Linked DNA regions of Homo sapiens: all the other regions are linked to region 1. Evidence: read pairs that join two places in POLR2A ChIA-PET (ENCODE). Cell type or tissue: PC-9. All regions are shown on one strand. Region 1 overlaps FCHSD2 (FCH and double SH3 domains 2). Region 2 overlaps FCHSD2 (FCH and double SH3 domains 2). Region 3 has its middle 17 kb from the start of ATG16L2.

Region 1 (4,000 bases):
CAGATCACGAGGTCAGGAGATTGAGACCATCCTGGCCAACATGGTGAAACCCTGTTTCTACTAAAAATACAAAAAAAAAAAAAAAATTAGCTGGGCATGGTGGTGTGTGCCCGTAGTCCCAACTACTCGGGGGGCTGAGGCAGGAGAATCGCTTGAACCTGAGAGGCAGAGGCTGCAGTGAGCCGAGATCATGTCACTGCACTCCAGCCTGGCGACAGAATGAGACTCCATCTCAACAAAAAGACAAAAAAAAGTGTCCAGTAGTAGATTATTTGAAGGGAGGGAAATGGACAGAGTGAAACACAGGTTTCTTGTCTTGGTGTCCACAATTATAAAATGGGAATAACAGTAACTACTGTATCCCTCAAAGGTTATAGGGAAAACATAAATGAGTTAATCTATGTAAAGTGCTTAGAACAGTGCCTGACACATGATCTTAATATATGTTCTTTAACCCAAAATACAGAGAAAGAGTCCACAGCATAAACTGATATAGAGAGGTTAAGACAGAGGTGCCTATAAAAAATCTTATTTTTTGATCAGCGGTCAGGGCAGGGGACTCAAACTCAACCAGTGGGACCAGGTAAACAACAAATGAGTGAAGACATACGCAGACCACTATGTCCTGTATAAAAGGAGCCAAAATAAAAACGGGCATGTTCACACACAAAAGGTTCAAAATCACAGATCTAGTATGAATTCTCCCCTCTCTCCACTCTGTTTTATCCTGGCCTAACCACTAAATTAATTAATAGAAACAGAAGGTTTGGGGAGGAAAATAATGGGGATCAGCATCAACAATGATTTCCTCTCAACACCTTTACGAGATGTGCTACCGAATAGCCATGAAAAAGTGAAACTTACTAGCAAATCTATGTCCCCAAGAGTACTAACATTTAATTATAGCCACCATTTCTTTAATGAAGTTTAAAAACTTAATTAAATTTTTAATGAAGTTTTTTAAAACTTCCTTTAATGAAGTTTTTAAAAACTTAAAAATCAAACTGTACCAACTATTTCAGGAGAGGACTCCATCTGCTCTTCCTTCTATATGAATTTCTAAACACTGTTATAAGATAAGGAAAAATGAAATAAAAATAAACAGTAAGATTTTAAAAAGTAATTTACAAAACAGGACACAGAAAATAATACTCAATTTTGCCCTGGTGGACGTCCTATTGTGATAGTTATCCTGTCTCCTTATTTGTTCTATAGGACAAGATTGGCAGAAAGAAAAGCTCCAAATATATTCACCATTAATCTCTAATAGCATTAGACAGAAAAGTAACCACACACCGCTAAATTAAGCTACATTTTTAAGTTTCTATGCAGATGAAATTCACCAAAAAAGAACCCCCACCACATGCACATAACACTAACTTCTTGTATAGTATGCCCAAGTCTTCATAATTTTATTTCTTAAAAGAGTAAAAATAGCAAAAAATTTTAGGTGCAACAGTATAAATACCACAGGGTATTTGCCAACATGTCTGTGTTTACTCTGTGTTTGTCTTTAAGCAAGGAGCCGCCCTTAAAGTCCACAATGTTTTCCTGCTCCTTCTCTCCAGCCACAGTAACCTTCTGTATCCTTCCTTCACTAGCAGCATTCTGCCAAAGACTACAGGAAGTACTTTAATACACAGCACTTGCCTGTAGCAATTTCAGTTTGAGTACTGCAAATGATTTTACCAACACCTCAGTGGTTAGCTAATTGCAGTCAGAAGCTAGACTTGATTGTTCCCTAATATTTAATGTTGCTCAGTTATTCTTACATGACTTCTGTTTTCACAGATACATTTGTCATTTGTAGAAACAGATATGCAATACATCTGTTACTTCTGGAGAATTACAAAGTGAACTTCACAAACCATACTTAAAAATAAAACATTAATACTCTTGTAGGAAACTGAAACTACCAAGCAACTTGAAAAAGTTCACTGCTTGAATTCCTCCAATTATATAAGCAAGGTTTTGCAATATTATTTTCTTTCTTTCTTCTAACATCGCCCTAAAGAGGTAATACAAGTTTACTTTGCATGTGCTTGAGATAAAATTTTCCAAATTGCTGTCATACGATCAATCCCACTTGAATTAATTTCCTTCACAATATTTTTCTTTTAGGATGGCTCACCTGTATGCTCTGTAAACCTCACAAACGCTCAATCTTTTTAGTCAATCAATCCTTTGCACAGAGGATAACAATATACATTCCTCGTAATAATTCTATAAAATTATTCTTTTTCTATAAAAGTCATTCTTTTCCAGTTGGCCATAATGCCATATAAGTGGCTTTGAAGAGAAAGAAGTTAATATATTTAACTGGAAGACCACATAAAATCAAATAATAAAAACTGTACATGTGCAAGGATTTTTTTTTCTTTTTTGAGCATTGCTGTAATCACAGTACCTAGAAGACTTGTTAAGATATCAGTTCCCCCTAAATTGACTTAAAGATTCAAACCAAGTCCAATCAAAATATCAGGCAGCATATGGGAGAAATTAACAAACTGATTCTAAAATTTATAAGAAAATATAAAGGGCAATAATAGTATAAGATCTTAAACGAACAGATATCAAGATTTATTGTTATAAAGACAAAGTACTTAAAACAGTGTGATATCGGGAAAAAAATATTTCAAAGATAGGTCAGTTGACTAGAATAAAAAGTCCAGAAACAGACTTACATACACAGTTAACTAATGTGCCACAAAATATCACTTCAATACAGTGCTGGAGTGCAGTCAGGGGGAATAAACTTTTCAATCCATATAGAAAAATAAACTTTTCTATATGGATTTTCAGTTGAGGAAGCACAAAATATGCTTGCAAGACTACATAATATCATAGAATAAAACTCTGTATGTGCAAGGACTTATGTGTGCAAGTATAAAATATGTGCAAGCATATGTGCAAGCATAAAATATGCTTCAACTGAATATCCACATAGAAAATGAAATCCTCACCCCAATACAATATCACATACGAAAATTTACTTCAGAAAGACCATAGAACTAAATGTGAAATATTAAACAATAAAAATTCCAGAACATTGCATAACACACCTCAAGGTGGACTTTAGGATAGCAATATACCCTTAAGTAGGACATAAAGAGAGCACTGAATATAAAAGAAAAAAAATATATTTCCTTAAAATTAAAAACTTGTTTTCATCAAAAGAAACCATTAACAGATAAAAAGCTATCAAACAAAACATTTCCACATGAGATTACAGAGATATCTGTAATACATACATCTGACAAAGGAGTCAAATTTGGAACGTATAAAGAGATAGTAAAACTGGCCAGGCACAGTGGCTCATGCCTGTAATCCCAGCACTTTGGGAGGCTGAGGTAGGAGGATCACTTGAGCTCAGGAGTTCGAGGCTGTAGTGAACTAGGATCACGCCACTGCACTCCAGCCTAGGCGACAGAGTGAGACCCTGTCCCAAGGATGGACGGACAGACAGTGGGGAGGGAGGGAGGCAGGGAAAGAAAGACCATAAATCAATAAGAGAAAAGCCAACAAGAGACTTTAACAGGCACTTAATAACACAAAATATTTAGATGCCCAATCAAGATATGAAAAGTTCCTCTAATTCATTAATCATCAGGAAAGTGCAAATCAAACCCACAATTCTTTACCATCATATATTCACCAGAAAGGCTAAAATGAAAACCACAGACAAAACCAAGTATAGGTGAGGATTTAAAGCAATAACAACTCTCATTCACTGCTCACAGGATTGTAAATTGCAATAATCACCTGAGAAAACCATTTCATGATATTTCCTAAAGCTGAACAACACATAACCTATGACACAACAATTCCATTCCTTAGGTAAATACCCAATAGAACACATTCATATAGTCACCAAAAGATACATATAAGAATGTTCACAGTGGCACCATTCATAATGATTGATTATAGCCACTACAATTGTTATTATCAGAAACAACAGACAATGACAGGTATTTGCTAGGACATTACTAGAACTAGAACC
Region 2 (4,000 bases), 230 kb before region 1:
TTCAAAACGTGGGAGGAGTCTACCAGGCCACCCAGTCACACATAATCCTCCTTGTTTTTTGCTCTGTTCAAGAGTCATCATCATGCAAAGGTGCCTAAAAAACAAGACTGGCCAAACTCCAAGCCTGGCCTTGATTGTAGCAGTAATGGATGGGCAAGCCCATCATCACACCAGTGTGATTTCCACATCTTCAATCTTCTCTGCTGGCCTTCGGTGATTCTGTGTAGGTGGAGGGGGAGCTGCCCGGACCTGAGCAGGAAACAATTACGTAGTTTGTCAGTCAGTTCCTGACTCAGTATCTGAAGCATCCCCAAAACCTAATCACTCATCTGTCCAAGGACATGGGCACCCTAGGGGTCTCAGAAATGTTGTGAGCACGTGCTTTCAACCTAGTCTTCACTATTTCCTACACTGAGAAGCAGTTGTTCTCAATGAAATATCAAGCCCACAAATCAGCTTCTTGCCTAGGCTAAAAACCTCATGGGCACAAGTCCTATGACTAAGATCCTAGCACATCCTCCAAAGCAAAGGTCTGGCTGGAAGCAAGGGAGAGCAATGCTTAGAGAAATGAAACATTTCAGTGTGTCTTGGGTAGAGAGTTACAAAAGAGAAGGCTAGAAAGGTAGGCTAGGGTTAAGTTGTGAAGGGCCTTGTTAAACCATGTTTAAACATCTGCTTTAAGAAGAAAAAAATAAATCTGTGCTTTATTCTGTAGGCAAAAGAGGAGTTTTTGGTGGATTTTAAGCAATATCAGATCTGCGAAAAGATGACTCAGGTAACAACTGGAGAAAGGATCAGAGGCAAGCAAGAGTCCAAGTAAGAAGGCAACTTAGGAGACTTTTGTAATCCTCTGAATGAGAGTTGACAATAGCCCAAACGAGGGTACTGGCAGTAGGGGAAGTAGAGAAGTGGAAAGATTTGCGAGCTCTCTGCAAGGTATACCTGGCAGGATTTGGGAATGACTGTGGGAGGCAGGGGCAGGAGGTATTAAGAATGATGCCAGAACACCAGTAGGATGGGGGTTCCATTTACCAAGATAGGCAATATGGGAGAAGGAACATGTCTGGAAGGGAACATAACTCATTTTTGCTGAGTTTTGGGGATCTGGGATATATAAACTGAGATATCCACACATCTGAAGCTCAAGAGAAGAGATCGGATTGGCAGTTATAAATCTGAGACTTGCTGGCATATAAATGGTTATCATAGCTGTGGAAGTAGATGAGGTCATTCGGCAAGAGTGCGTTCAACAACTTCAAGAGAAGCAGCCCAGTGACAGAACCATGAGAATTATCAGCAGAGACAGGTGGCGGCAAGGCTGCAAAGGTCCACAGAAAGGTAGGACCAGAGAGGAAGAAAGCAAACGAGGCAAATGTAGAGAAGCACATCAGCCCACTGCTCTCTCTTCCCACTCTTACCCACCAGTCCATCTTGCCACCACTTCTTTCTTGGATGCTGCTCCAGCCTCCTAATCGCTCCCTATATCCTTTCTGCCACCCTCCATCCATCCGCCTCTTAGCTGCCATAGCGATGCTTTAAAAATGCACCAGCCACAACACTGTCCAGCTTACCACTTTACAATGGCTTCCTGTCTCATTTGGGATAAAGACTCAAGTCCTTAAGAAGGCACTCAATACATATTTGCTGAATGAATGAAGCCAAAAGAAGCCAGTGGTAAAGGAATGGTATCAAAAGCTAATAGGGGTCAAGGAAAATAAAATTGCAAAGTATCCGACTGGATTACCGTGCAAGTTATGACCTTGGAGTACAGTGGTGGGTGGAATGCAGATGGCAGTAGAGTGAAGGGTGAGGAGAGGTAACTTTGCAATAATATATTCACCCGGAGAATAAACGCTCTTTAAGGCCATGAAGTTAGCTTATTATTTCATCTTGGTATTCCTCAAAGAGGCAAATAGAGGCCTGGAAAATTAAATGCTTACTGAAAAAAGTGTTTCACAATTAGCCCGCTTTAATGCTCATAAAGTTTGTTCTATTCTAAATCACTTTCATAGCCATCATCTTGCAATCTCACTGTGGCTCAGTGAAAAAAGTTCCAGTGTAGATTAAATGTCCCGAGATGAGTTGATTTCTATGGCCTTCCTTTTCAATAGCTCTTTTTACCTTCCCAAACCCAGTTCATCCTTGTTTGGCATAGTCAGTAACAACACAGGGGCCACGGGGAAACATTAATTCCTTACTTTCAATTTGGAAGAACTATGCATTCGATAATCCTGCAAGATCAGAGACTTACAGGTCGCAGTTTGCCATATGAGGTCTCAGGAGTATGCCTTGATGCCTGTGAGAATCCTGGTGACTCAGCATGAAGGCTTTTTTCTAAGGGAGAAAACCAAAGAAGCTCATTTTACTTGAGTTGTTGAGCAATAATGCTGATGCAAGGCTGGCATGGTGGCTTGAGCCTGTAATCCCAGCACTTTGGGATACTGAGGCGGGAGGATTACTTGAGGCCAGAAGTTCAAGGCTGCAGTGAGCTATGATCCCACCACTGCACTCCAGCCTGGGTGACAGAATAATACCCTTTGTCCAGAAAAAATACAAAAATTAGCTGTGTGTGGTGGTGCATGCCTGTATTCCTAGCTACTAGGGAGGCTGAGGCAGGAGGATCACTTGAGCCCAGGAATTGGTTGCTATGAGCCGTGATCATGCCACTGAACTCCAGCCTGGGTGTCCAGCCCAGGTGACAGAGACTCTGTCTCCAAAAAAAAAAAAAAAAAAAAAAAAGCAAATGCAGTTTTTTTTTGCCCTTCAGGCGAATATGTAGGTTTCTGAAGTGAAAATGCATTTAGACCCATGCCCAGGAGAACCCTTACCGTTTGCTGAAGGAGACCGGGGAAAGTACAGGGAGCTCCTCTTATCTGGGCTGGGGTAGGGGCTGCTGGGAGGCTGGTCGTACAACGGCAGTGGAGGCAGGGAGGCGTGTGGCTTGGGGGAAGGAGAGATCTGCAGCAAAGGGAAGCGAGGTTACCCGGTGCTCCCCTCCAGGAAGGAGAGCCTGGCTGCTTCTCTGACTGCTCTGTACTCATGCCTTTTCTCTAAAGCTAAGCTGATTGTTGAAACTTGTCAACCTCATTAGAGGCAACTGAGCATTAAATAACCACCTCAAGCTCCAATTTTGCATTGCACTTCACTTTTTCCTCTTACAGATCTCATCACATTACTGATTTTAGTTTATCTTAAACAGTTATCAAGTGAAGCTACTCTCTAGGGTTCTATTGAAAATGTACCAAATTAGTCAATTCAGTAAACTTAGCAAAGAACAACAACAACAAAAGGAACAAGTTGGATTTTTTGGGGTGAAGATAAAATACTTTGCTGAATTTCTGACTTCCCCAGGTTTTGTGCATGTTAGGCTAAGGGGTCACAATCACCACGCAAACAAGATCGGCAAACACGTTCCTTCTTCCTCTACCTGTCTGGCCTGCAGTGATAGATCCCTGAGGGGACAAACTAAACTCTGACTGAATTAGAGGTTCCTTTAAAGGCTGTTTCCCTGTGATGAACTAAGTCTAGGGTCACTTGAGTGGGGATTAGGGGCTCTGGCAGGCTCATTAATTCTCTGAAATAGACTGGCAGGACCTGGACTAGGCAAGGAGGCTCTGACAGTGAGGGAGAGAGAGAGCCAGCTAAGAGTTTTACTACGTAAATTAACCACAGAGCAACGCCTTCCCTCTTCGGTTTGTTTCTTTCTCTCCACCAAAACGATCTTTGGTATGTCACATATAATTTGGCATTTTGGTTAACCAATTCAAGGAAGAGAGAGAATGTGGGAAGATGGAGGTGTGGGAGGATGGCCACATTCCACAAGGGACTGACTGACAAGTCTCTGGTTTCCCAAATGCAGTTGTGCAGACACTGGCAACCAAGGACCGGTGAGGGTAAGGCAGAGACTGCAGCCCACTTTTGTGTGGATCCACAGACCCTTTGGGAGCAATTTTCTTTAAACATCTTTTAATTCAACTGTCTCCCCTCTCAGGTACCTGAA
Region 3 (4,000 bases), 240 kb before region 1:
GCCGAGTCTCTGCCTGCAGAGACAGGTGCTGCTCAAGTCTAACCATGGAAACAGCAGGAAGAAAGGCCCTGAGGCAGCAAAGAGCCATGGATGTGACTCTTGGTCCAACCTGGTCCTGAGGCCAAAGCAACATGTTGGGCCCACCTGCTTCAGGCACTCAGGGTAGACTGAAGCTGAGGAGGGGCTGGGGGAGCTCTGAGGAGAGGGCAGGGAGGCAGCCCAGAGGGGTCCCGGTGGGAAGATCCTAAAAACCCAGGTAGTGATATCAAAGTCCTTGGTCCACAGGGCCTCCCTTAGACTGGGTCCGCGTTCTTCCTCCAGGGGTAGTGCCCAGGGTGGGGCAGAGCAAGGCCTCTGTGTGTCTGTGCCTGGGGGAGGGCAGCTGTGGGCCAGATCTGGGCCTGGGGCTTTGCTTACAAGGCAGAGCCCACAGGGCAGAGTTGGGGCAAACCAACTTCCTTTACCAACCTAGGACTGGGCACAGGCCTGTGGAGACGGTGTTGGTTAAATGGCAACACCTACACTCTGCTGACTCCCAGACCACTCACTACTTTTGGTCTAGCTGCCTCCTGGCCATCATCTCCCCTGCAAGTGACCCGTTCCTCCTGCACCCCATGTCCCTGGGACCTTGTGCTGCTGGTTCTAGTACTCCTCCACCCTCCTGCCACTGTGGGCCACCTTCTAGACCTGCAGTCTCCCCATCCAATCCTTTCCCTTACTATGGCCAGAGTGACTTTTGTTGTTGTTGTTGTTGCTTTTGAGACACACAAAAAACCTTAGTGCAGCCTCAAACTCCTGCAGCCTTAAACCCCTGGGTTTAAGCAATCCTCCCACCTGGTCTTCCCGAAGGGCTGGGATTACAGGTGCACAGCACCATGCTCGGCCCAACAGGGTGACTTTCTAGGGTGTCGTGTTCACAAGTCCAATCCTTTGGAGTTCCCCTGCTGCCTTCAGAGACCACCCGCAACCCCAGCATGAAATCTGGAGCCCTTTGGATGTGACCCTGCTGGCCTCTCAGCTTCATCTTCATTTCCTTGCTATTCATTCATTCATTTACTCATTTAGAGATGATGTCTCACTATGTTGCCCAGGCTGGTCTCAAACTCCTGTGCTCAAGTGGTCCTCCTGCCTTAGCCTCCCCAGTAGCTGGGCCTATAGGTGCATGCCACCGTGCCTGGCTATTTCCTTGCTATCATGAGTGCATCTCAGACATGCTTTTCTTTCTTCCCAGAATGTTCTCCTTCCCTCCCAGCCCCCAGTTCAAATTTTTCTTTCAGGATTCCCCTTCCTTCGCCTGCCAGGCTGGGTAGAGGCCTCCTCTGTCCCTGAGCTCCCCTTTTGTATCTGCCTCCTCCATTTTAAGTCAAGGAACTCTTGGAAGAGGCCAGGATGGGAATAGATTATTTCCTGGGATCAGGCCTGGCACAGAGAATGACTCAGGAAATGTTTATTAAGTGGTTAAATTCTCTTATTCAGGCTGGATGCGGTGGCTCACGCCTGTAATCCCAGCACTTTAGGAGGCCAAGGAGGGCAGATCACCTGAGGTCAAGAGTTCAAGACCAACCTGAGCAACATAGTGAAACCTTGTCTCTACTAAAAATACAAAATTAGTTGGGCATGGTGGCACATGCCTGTAATCCCAGCTACTTGGGAGGCTGAGGCAGGAGAATCACGGAACCCAGGAGGAGGAGGTTGCAGTGAGCTGAGAATGCGCCATTGCACTCTAGCCTGGGCAACGAGAGTGAAACTCCATCTCAACAACAACAAAATTCTCTTATTCAAGGACTCAGCCAGTCTAACGGTCTAAGAGCCTTGGGCTCCAACATTCTTCGATACTCAGCCTTCTACTCTGCCCCAGCCCTCATGCCCTGGCTCCCAGCAGCCACCAGGGGTCACCAGCTGCCTAGTCTACTGAGGCCATTCCCGTTTCCAGGGACACATGGCTGGGGAGACCGACACTCCTGTAGCCACCGTGACTGAGCCCTTAGGAGGTGCCAGGCCCTGCCCTGCACCCTTTCTGCAGCATTATTTGTTCCTCCCAACTACATTGCCATGTAGCTACCATGTTTCCCAGGTGAGAAAACTGAGCTCAGAGAAGCCCTGCAGCTGGACTGTGGCTGCATTACACATACTCTTTTTAAAGCAACGTGTTCAGACTCGCAGTTAGGCAGGGCTGCGGGGCATGCCCCCTCCCCCAGGGTGTGTGTGCCCCCTGCCTGCTACCACGGGGGTAGAGGTGTGATGCTAGCCTTGTGTCTAACCTGACTCCCTCCCTACATCTTCACCCTTTTCTATTCTGGGTCCTGAGCCTGGACGGTTAGTATCCCTTGAAGTGAGGGACATGCAGGGACACAGGAGTGAGGGAACTTGAATCTTGGGAGGCCAGCTGCGCCATTGCGTTTCTCCCTCATTTCACAGGGTTGTAGTGGAGACTGCTTAGAGAGCCCAGAGGAGGTGCTCAGGAAATGGTCTGACTGATCTCTGGGACAGTGAGCCCTTCTCTCCCCCAAAACCTTCCCTTCTACTTTATGGGCGTCAATCTTACCACACACGCTGCTGCCATCGGGTGGAGTTGCCTCTCTCAGGGAGCACATGTTCACCTTAACTTGCTTGGAGGTCCCCCTCCCAGTAGGAGGGGGTGCTTCCTGGAGGAACAAGTCTGTAAGGCCAGAAACAGGCCAAGGAGTTCCCGGGAATGAGGTAGGCAGGAGGAAGAGGAGCTCACAGACTGAGCAGAGGAGTTCAGAGGGGCATGTCAGCGGGAAGGCTGTTCCTCCCTCCAGCCTCTTCAGTCCCGTTCAGCAGAGAGGTGAAAATAGATGTTGACAGCTCCTCCAGGCTCTCAGCAGTCACTGCCCAGGTTTTCAGAACTCTGGTGCTCAGGGGCTGCCTGCCTGAATTCGGGTGCCTAGGTCAAATCTGGAGTGGCCCGCACTCATGGGTATAAAAACTGAGACCCAGAGATGGGGCAGCTCCTTCGGGTCACAGAGCAGAGCTGGGATAAGAACCCAGACCTCTGATTCCTGCTTTTCTAAAAACTGGATTCAGATTCTGCAAAGGGGCTGGCCAGGGCTTCTGGAGGCCTAGTTCTAGGTTCTCCAGTTCTGTCTTCCTGGGAGATCTTGGGCAGGTCACAGTGACTTCCAGGCGCTCATATCCCCACCTGTGAAACTTCCTGCCCCAAGCCTCCCCAAAAGTGACATGGCTCTTCTGCAGAGCTGTTCTGTAGGCATGAGGACCATGGCCTCTGCCTGCCCTGCCCAATCTCAGGCCTTAGTGAGCCTGAGACCCCAGGGAGGGAGAAATGACAGATGCCCCTATCCTGTGCTCCTACTGCCCCTTGGTCATCTCTCAGTCCCTGGCTTCAGTCTGCTGTTGCGCTGAGTGTCTCCCACCAGATGCAAGCCCCTCAGTGACAAGGCTCCAGAGACCTGAACACTACCTGGGGCAGCACATTTGCTGAATTGAATAGAGGTGGTTTCTGGAGAGATCTGACACCATCAGACGTGGACCCATCTGTGAGATTCAGACATATCCATGCCTGGATACAGGCTCTTCCACTGGAGACACATTCACTCATCACAAACATTTTCAGCTTATCTGTACATTACCCTATTTCATCCTCCTGGATCTTAGAAGTTGCACTATCTGCTTGTTCCTACTTTACAGATGAGGAAAGCAGGGTCCAGAAGGTGAAGGGATGAGCCTCAAGTCACAGCTAATCTGAGGTGGCCTGGGGACTGGAATACATTTCCTTTGGCTGTGCTCTTTTCTGTTCCTCACAGGAGCAAGTGGTGAAGAGTGAGTTCTATGCGCAGTGTAGAAGGGCTGTGAGCCCTGTCCCTGGGTTCATTTCTGTCAATGTTTCAGCATAAAACATTCTAGGAAAGGCCGGGCGAGGTGGCTCATGCCTGTAATCCCAGCACTTTTGGAGGCTGGGGCAGGTGGATCACCTGAGGTCAGGAGTTTGAGACCAGCCTGGCCAACATGGTGAAACCCC

What was found. ChIA-PET counts read pairs that join two places held together with the same protein. Peaks named below come from ENCODE experiments on the same cell type or tissue, not always from the same donor. Only the 100,000 strongest peaks of a DNase experiment are listed, where the experiment ranks them.
Region 2: POLR2A ChIA-PET joins it to region 1 with 5 read pairs; 4 of 35 experiments call an interaction of 5 or more read pairs at or near these places.
Region 3: POLR2A ChIA-PET joins it to region 1 with 6 read pairs; 4 of 35 experiments call an interaction of 5 or more read pairs at or near these places.

Annotation. Positions count from the first base shown.
Region 1 is chr11:73,071,466-73,075,465 of GRCh38, forward strand. The region is part of intron 3 of FCHSD2 (FCH and double SH3 domains 2); the gene reads right to left. Among named protein-coding and RNA genes, the nearest start is that of FCHSD2, 69 kb to the right of the region's middle. In PC-9, no CTCF peak of the experiment used is centred here; a DNase peak (open chromatin) is centred at 1,596; H3K4me3 peaks cover 659 bases; H3K27ac peaks cover 2,019 bases.
Region 2 is chr11:72,838,626-72,842,625 of GRCh38, forward strand. FCHSD2 (FCH and double SH3 domains 2) reads right to left here. Exons shown (of 20, transcript NM_014824.3): 17 at 3,996-4,000; 18 at 2,829-2,958; 19 at 2,252-2,334; 20 at 1-249. The coding sequence ends at 166. It also overlaps a transcript of ATG16L2 not described here. Among named protein-coding and RNA genes, the nearest start is that of ATG16L2, 26 kb to the left of the region's middle. In PC-9, no CTCF peak of the experiment used is centred here; a DNase peak (open chromatin) is centred at 2,326; H3K27ac peaks cover 952 bases.
Region 3 is chr11:72,829,750-72,833,749 of GRCh38, forward strand. It overlaps a transcript of ATG16L2 not described here. Among named protein-coding and RNA genes, the nearest start is that of ATG16L2, 17 kb to the left of the region's middle. In PC-9, CTCF peaks have their summits at 1,897 (motif pointing right) and 2,109; a DNase peak (open chromatin) is centred at 1,882.